Regions from separate parts of the Homo sapiens genome. Here region 1 is linked to region 2. A link is a contact called in ENCODE Hi-C or POLR2A ChIA-PET data. All regions are on one chromosome and are shown on one strand. Each heading gives the region's core, a stretch centred on a gene start or an enhancer-like site at or near the end of the contact. The rest is flanking DNA. Distances are from core to core; before and after follow the strand shown. Region 1 overlaps MYO5B (myosin VB). Region 2 holds the start of MYO5B (myosin VB).

Region 1 (2,700 bases), core at 130-2,629, 340 kb before region 2:
TCCTTAAAGGCACAAAAATATTAACTAATCTTAACTTCAGCTCTCCTTGCAGGGTCTTTCTCCAATAGCTAAAACAAGTTTTGTGATGCCCTAGATGAGAACTGAATGATGTCTCCCCTTGACCTTGGGACTGGGGTGCGTTACCACTTTTTACTCAATTTGGGAAAGCAGAACTCTTTACCCCTCTACATGCAAACTCTTTTGCTGTGTCCAAGTCACCCAGTGTCTGCCCCATGCCAGCAAGGGCAGCTCCTGGAGGTCAGGTGTGTCCAATGTTCCACCTCCACCTAGGTCCTCAACCTGCGCAGCCCTGGGCACACAGAGATACTCAAGGGCCAGCAGAGTTGGGTGGAGGAGGGCAGGTAGGGGCCTGCTGCCCCCAGCAGGACTCTGCCGCACCTCCCTGCTCCTAACAGCCTCTGTTCCTGGAGTACTCCTCCTGCAGGCCAGATTCCAGCTTTCCAGGCAGGAATAATGGAGCAAGAACTGCATCCAAACAGCCCTAAATGAGGACCTGTAATGCCCTCGTCCTCATTCCCAGGGTGCAAACCATCTGTAAACCAAAAATAAAATCCTAAGGCCCCCCACCATCTGAAGGGACTTCCTCCTCAGCCAGGGCTCTTTTAATGTTTAACCTGAGAGACTGTTTCAGGCCACGATAGGAAGTGGGGGTCCGATGTGCCTCATTATACCTCTCCATCATTAACATCAACATAGACTTTAACAAATCCCAAACTCATAACTCAGCATCATCCCGTCTCAGATGTTAGTGCCTGCATTTTACTACGGCCTTTCATGGCTGGTGCTTTAACCCAAAGGCACAGCTCACTGGAGGACTGTAGGCACCACTGCAGTGATTCTTGGGGAGGGCCGGAAGTAGAGCGCATCAGCGCTGAAAGGGAACAAGTGCAGGGATCCTGGGCTCCACCCACCTCCTTTCCCACACCAGAGAGACACTGACTCCTGCGCCAGGACCCAGGGTCTCCAGACCTTGAACTAAAGCTCCTTTCCAGCCTCCAGCCCCCCACCCCCCAGGGAGGGGCTGCTGGGGCTCTGTCTCAGAGGTTCACCTCACCTCTGTCGTCCCCGTAAACCTACAGACTGCAGAGCTCTCTAGGGTGGGGCACGCGAAGCTGACTCACACAAGGAAGTTAGGATTAATGAATGCCCAGGCCACCAGCCTCACAGGGCCATACTCCCAGAATTCTTAATTCTGTAACAAGCCAGGCACTATTGACAAAGATAAAAGTAGAGAACTGTGCAGCCCAGGCAGCCCACAGTGCTCAGGAAATCAGACACACGAGTAAACTAAAAACCAGTCAACCAACTTGCTTCAGCCGTTGGTTCCCAGAGGAAAGAACCCCTGGAGGAGCTCCTCCAGCTCCACTTAGGCCATTATGGGCCAAGGCCAGGGAGGGAGCGCCACCTCCTGGTGGGAAAAGAAAAAGCCCAAACTACTTGGCTCAGGATTTTTTGTTGAAAATGTAAGTGCTTGATATCAATTAATAAATCTACAAATATTTCCAGAGAGACCACTGTGACACACAGAGATAAGTTAACTCACTGCAGTCAGTCTCCAGCCACAGGGGGCAGTGAGGCTCGGCATCCAGGAAACTGGCTGGAGAACCTAGCATTGGGGCAACTCCCAGCCCCACCTGTAATGAGCCCGTGGCCCGGGCTAATCACCTCCACGCCCTGGGCCTCTCTTTCTTTACGGGTAAAGTGAAAGTAGCCTACTGAATTATCGCAAAGGTTTCTTCCAGATCTTTAATTACTAACCTTATTGCAAAGGTTTCTTCCAGATCTTATAAAAAGCCAGACAAGGCCTAGGATAATATTTACTTGGCCTCTGTGAAGATATTGGAAAAACAGGATCTATCAACCATGGCCCCGCCACAGTTAAGAACCTGCCTTCCTGGGGAAACAGACAAGATTCCTGCCAGCTCAGAGATGGTCAGTTTCCCGGTTCTAAAAAGCCCACTGTGTGCTCCACAGACAGCCTAACTTCTTTAGTTCATACCCAAGCTTTCTATTCAACCTCCTAGCATATTCCCTGGGACCTCTGGGAAATGGAAGGCACACTCCAAACACCAGGAACAACAGAGAAACATCTGAGGCCCTAGGCCTGGCCATATGAGGGTGAACAGTTTGTGGATTAATATGACCTAGCCATGAAATTACAGCAGACCCAAACTGTGCTGCCAACTCAGGACCAGCAGAACTTTGGGGAACATAAGGAAATGATCACCTCCTTGAAAAAAGCCAAGAGCTCTTAGTCAGGACTGGTTAAAGCTGGGCCCTCTGGGGAGGGGCTGGGCAGAAGCTAGCTCTTCCCGCCTTCTTTGCCATTCTGAGCAAGGCAGCCCACAGCAGCCGAGGCTCAAGGTCAAATGAGCCAACAGCTCCGAGCAAATCTTGAGACTGCACACAGTTCCTTGTCAAACACAGTCTCCGCTGTCCCGGACAGGCCCCTGGTGTGTGTATTGGCGGGGGGCGGCGGGTGTGAATAATAACCCCAGGTGCGCCCGACCAAGCCCAGGTGCCAATGCCTGGAGGCCTCCTGTCTTGCCGGGGACCTGCTGGATGGAGAGGAGCTGCTAGGAGGTTTTCTGGGACCTCGGGAATGCACCAGTCTCACTTTGGAGTTTTACACTCTTGATAAGGCTTGGGTAGAAGTGGACAGGAATCAAAGGAGCACTG
Region 2 (2,700 bases), core at 154-2,653:
CCAAAACTTGTTTTCTTAAAGGTGCATAGGGCACATGTGAAGAAAAGGCCTTTGCCCCTCTCACTACTGACTCCAGGTTGAAACTCGAGGGGTCCCGGGCGGCTGCAGCGCTGCCGCGAGCTCCCCTGGAAGCGGTGGCTTGTCCCTAACTTTAACCACAGCAACTGCTGCGGAACGCGGGCGTCTCCGCCCGGGCTGCACCTGTTCCCGATTCGGAGCACCCAGCCTCACACATCCCTTCTGACCTTGAAGGCATCCTGAAACTCACACCCTGCTCCCGGTTCGACTTTACTCCAACCCCCTCCCCGCAGTCACTGAAGCCCTCTTTGTACCAAAGAGGCCGCGTCAAAACATCCATCCCCAGCAAATTCACAATGCTCTTCCCTGGGGTCTCCGGAGATAACGGCGCACCCCTCTACCCATTGCTTACCCTCACTCCATCCAGCCGCCGCGCCCTCACGCCAGGTTGTCTCCTCCCTCTCCACCAAGTCCAGAACCCCCACCTCTCCCAAGTCCAGGGTTCCCTGTTGTGGGTATGCGGGAGGAAAGGACGCCTCGGAGGCGCGCCCTCGAGAGCCGGCGCCGCAGAGCCCCTGGGGTGGGGTCCACGGCGGGGACAGGGGACAGCAGCGGGAGCACCGCGGGGGCCCGTCCCGCGCACGGCGCTCAGAGCTGGCAGGGTCGCCCTGCCGTTCGGGGAACTCGGTTGGAGCCGAGCCCAGGCAACGAAAGTGAGGGGCGCGGCGGGGAGGGGGCGACAGCCCTGGCTTGGTGCTGAGCCGTGGCGCTGCGGAACCTCTAGGAGCCGGGTGGCCGGTCAGTGCGGGCGTTCCCGGAACCGCCAAACTTTCTCCGCCAACCGAAGTTAGGGACTCCGAGGACAGTGACGAGGAGGACACCGCGGAGGGGGGTCTCCCGTCACCTCCCGCCTCCAGTAGCCGAGGGAGAAGGCGACCCTGAGTACTAGGTGGCCCCGAGCGCGCCACCCCGGCCCCGGGGCGCCTCCCTCGCGGCCGCGCTCACCTGGCTGTAGAGCTCGCCCACCGACATGGCCCGGGCCGGGCGGGGCTCGGGCCCCGGCTCCTGGCTGCCCCGCGGCTCTCAGTCCGCGGCTGGCCCGCCTGGCGCCATGTTCCCGGGCTGGCCTGGAGTTTCTCGATCTTCTCGCTCTTCTCCGACCTGCCCCGCCGGCTTCCCGCAGGCGCCGCGGCCGGCTCGCTCCCGGCGGCGCGACCTTTACTCCCGCCGCGGCGGCGCAGCTACGGCCGGACAGGAGTTGCGAGCGCCGGGGGAGGAGGCCGCGCCGCACCACTCCCCTCCCAGGTGTGGGGAGGAGGCGAGGGCCGGCGAGGAGGGAGGACCCGCTCGCGTCAGAGCGGACGGCCCGTGCGCCGCCGCGCCTCTGAGCCCTGCCGGTGCCCGGCCCGACGCGCCCTCCCGCGCCCCCGCTGCCACCTGGGCCTCCGGGCCGGGGGCGGGGCGCTCAGAGAGGAGCTCCGGGACCGGCGCGGGCCGCCCCCTGCTGGACGCCGCGCGCGCGCAGGCACAGGTGCGCCCCGGCGCCCGCACCTGCCCTGCCGCGCTCCGCTTCCACCCGCACCGGGCCCCGCGGAGTCCGGCATGAACGCGGTGCAGACAAGAAAAGGGAAGAGGAACTAACCAGAGAGGGGGGAAAAAAGAGAAGCGTCTATGGCTGGAAGGCCCCAGACATTGCCCTCGATTTTACCTGGCTGTATTCAGCGCTTTCATGATTAAAATTCAGTTACTCGTAGATCGTTATTAAGGCGACCTGGATATACATACACCAGGGATCTTCTCCTTCAAACTGAACTCTCTGCGCGGAAATCCTTGTCAGTAAAGTGGGAGTCGTAACTCCTTCTGTACAAATATTGTCCACTTTCGCCCACAGCCTCCAAGGAGACTCCAGGCCACTCATCTCAGAGGGCTTCTGCTTTTCCGGGAAGTCTCACGTTCTCCCAACCCCCGTCTCGTCTACATGCAGACTCCGGGTCCTTTTGCCACTCACTACCTCGTTTATTTGTGTTCCCTCTCTGACCATGGCACTTGGCTGCCTGCAGCAACTTCAGCTCCTCTCCTACTTCCAGTGAAAAGTAGAAATTTCAACCAAGAAAAAAAAAAAAAAACTGCCAGAAGTCTGTGGAGGGAGACGAGGGGCTGTCAGAGGAGACACTCCCTTCTGAAGCTGACATCTGTCCCTGACCCAGGGGTGGCCCCTGAAAAGTGGTTCTCAACCGGAAGATATATCTGTACCAGCCGGGGCAGTTGTTCAAGAGCCCCAGAAGGTGATTCTCAGAGGCATCCCACCTGGAACTCAAGATCCCGTTGTAATTCACCTGTGCAGGCCTTCCCATGGGCACCTCCACAATGAGAGTCACATGGGGAGCTTTAAGCGTTCCAAGGAAGAGGCCCCAACCCAAGGAATTCTGATATAATGAAGGATGGGACCTGGGTATCCCAATTTTTAAAGCTCCTCTGAAAGTCTAAAGGATGGTACTTCCAGGGTGACAAATGCATTGACCAAAGCTTGGGCGGCTCTCATTGGACCTAAAAATGGAACTCTTCACATCAGTGGCAAGAGCAGAAAGGGATTTTTTTCTCTTCCTCAAAAGTTTTTCTGCATATTTCCCTTCCCCGGATTCCTGTAGCTCTTAAAGTGTGTCCCCACCCCCCACGCCCACC

What was found. A loop is a pair of places that touch in the nucleus more often than their neighbours do. ChIA-PET counts read pairs that join two places held with the same protein, here RNA polymerase II (POLR2A). Pooled maps may share reads with other maps.
Region 1: a pooled map shows a loop between it and region 2 (2.9-fold over the local background). The contact joins the enhancer-like site here to the promoter of MYO5B in region 2. A Hi-C loop is called at or near these places in 5 of 168 maps with a recorded cell type or tissue (A673, GM12878, K562 and 2 more), 2 of 37 single-sample maps with no recorded cell type and 8 of 50 pooled maps. POLR2A ChIA-PET finds 5 or more read pairs at or near these places in 1 of 52 experiments (PC-9).

Annotation. Positions count from the first base shown.
Region 1 is chr18:49,857,497-49,860,196 of GRCh38, forward strand. All of the region lies in intron 29 of MYO5B (myosin VB), which reads right to left. Among named protein-coding and RNA genes, the nearest start is that of SNHG22, 45 kb to the left of the region's middle. Within about 2 kb of position 1,380, at least 10 of the 41 ENCODE cell types and tissues checked have a DNase peak (open chromatin) inside an H3K27ac peak, as active enhancers do.
Region 2 is chr18:50,193,744-50,196,443 of GRCh38, forward strand. MYO5B (myosin VB) reads right to left here and starts at 1,404. Exons shown (of 40, transcript NM_001080467.3): 1 at 1,024-1,404. The coding sequence starts at 1,050. RefSeq lists silencers at 1,079-1,318, 1,379-1,618.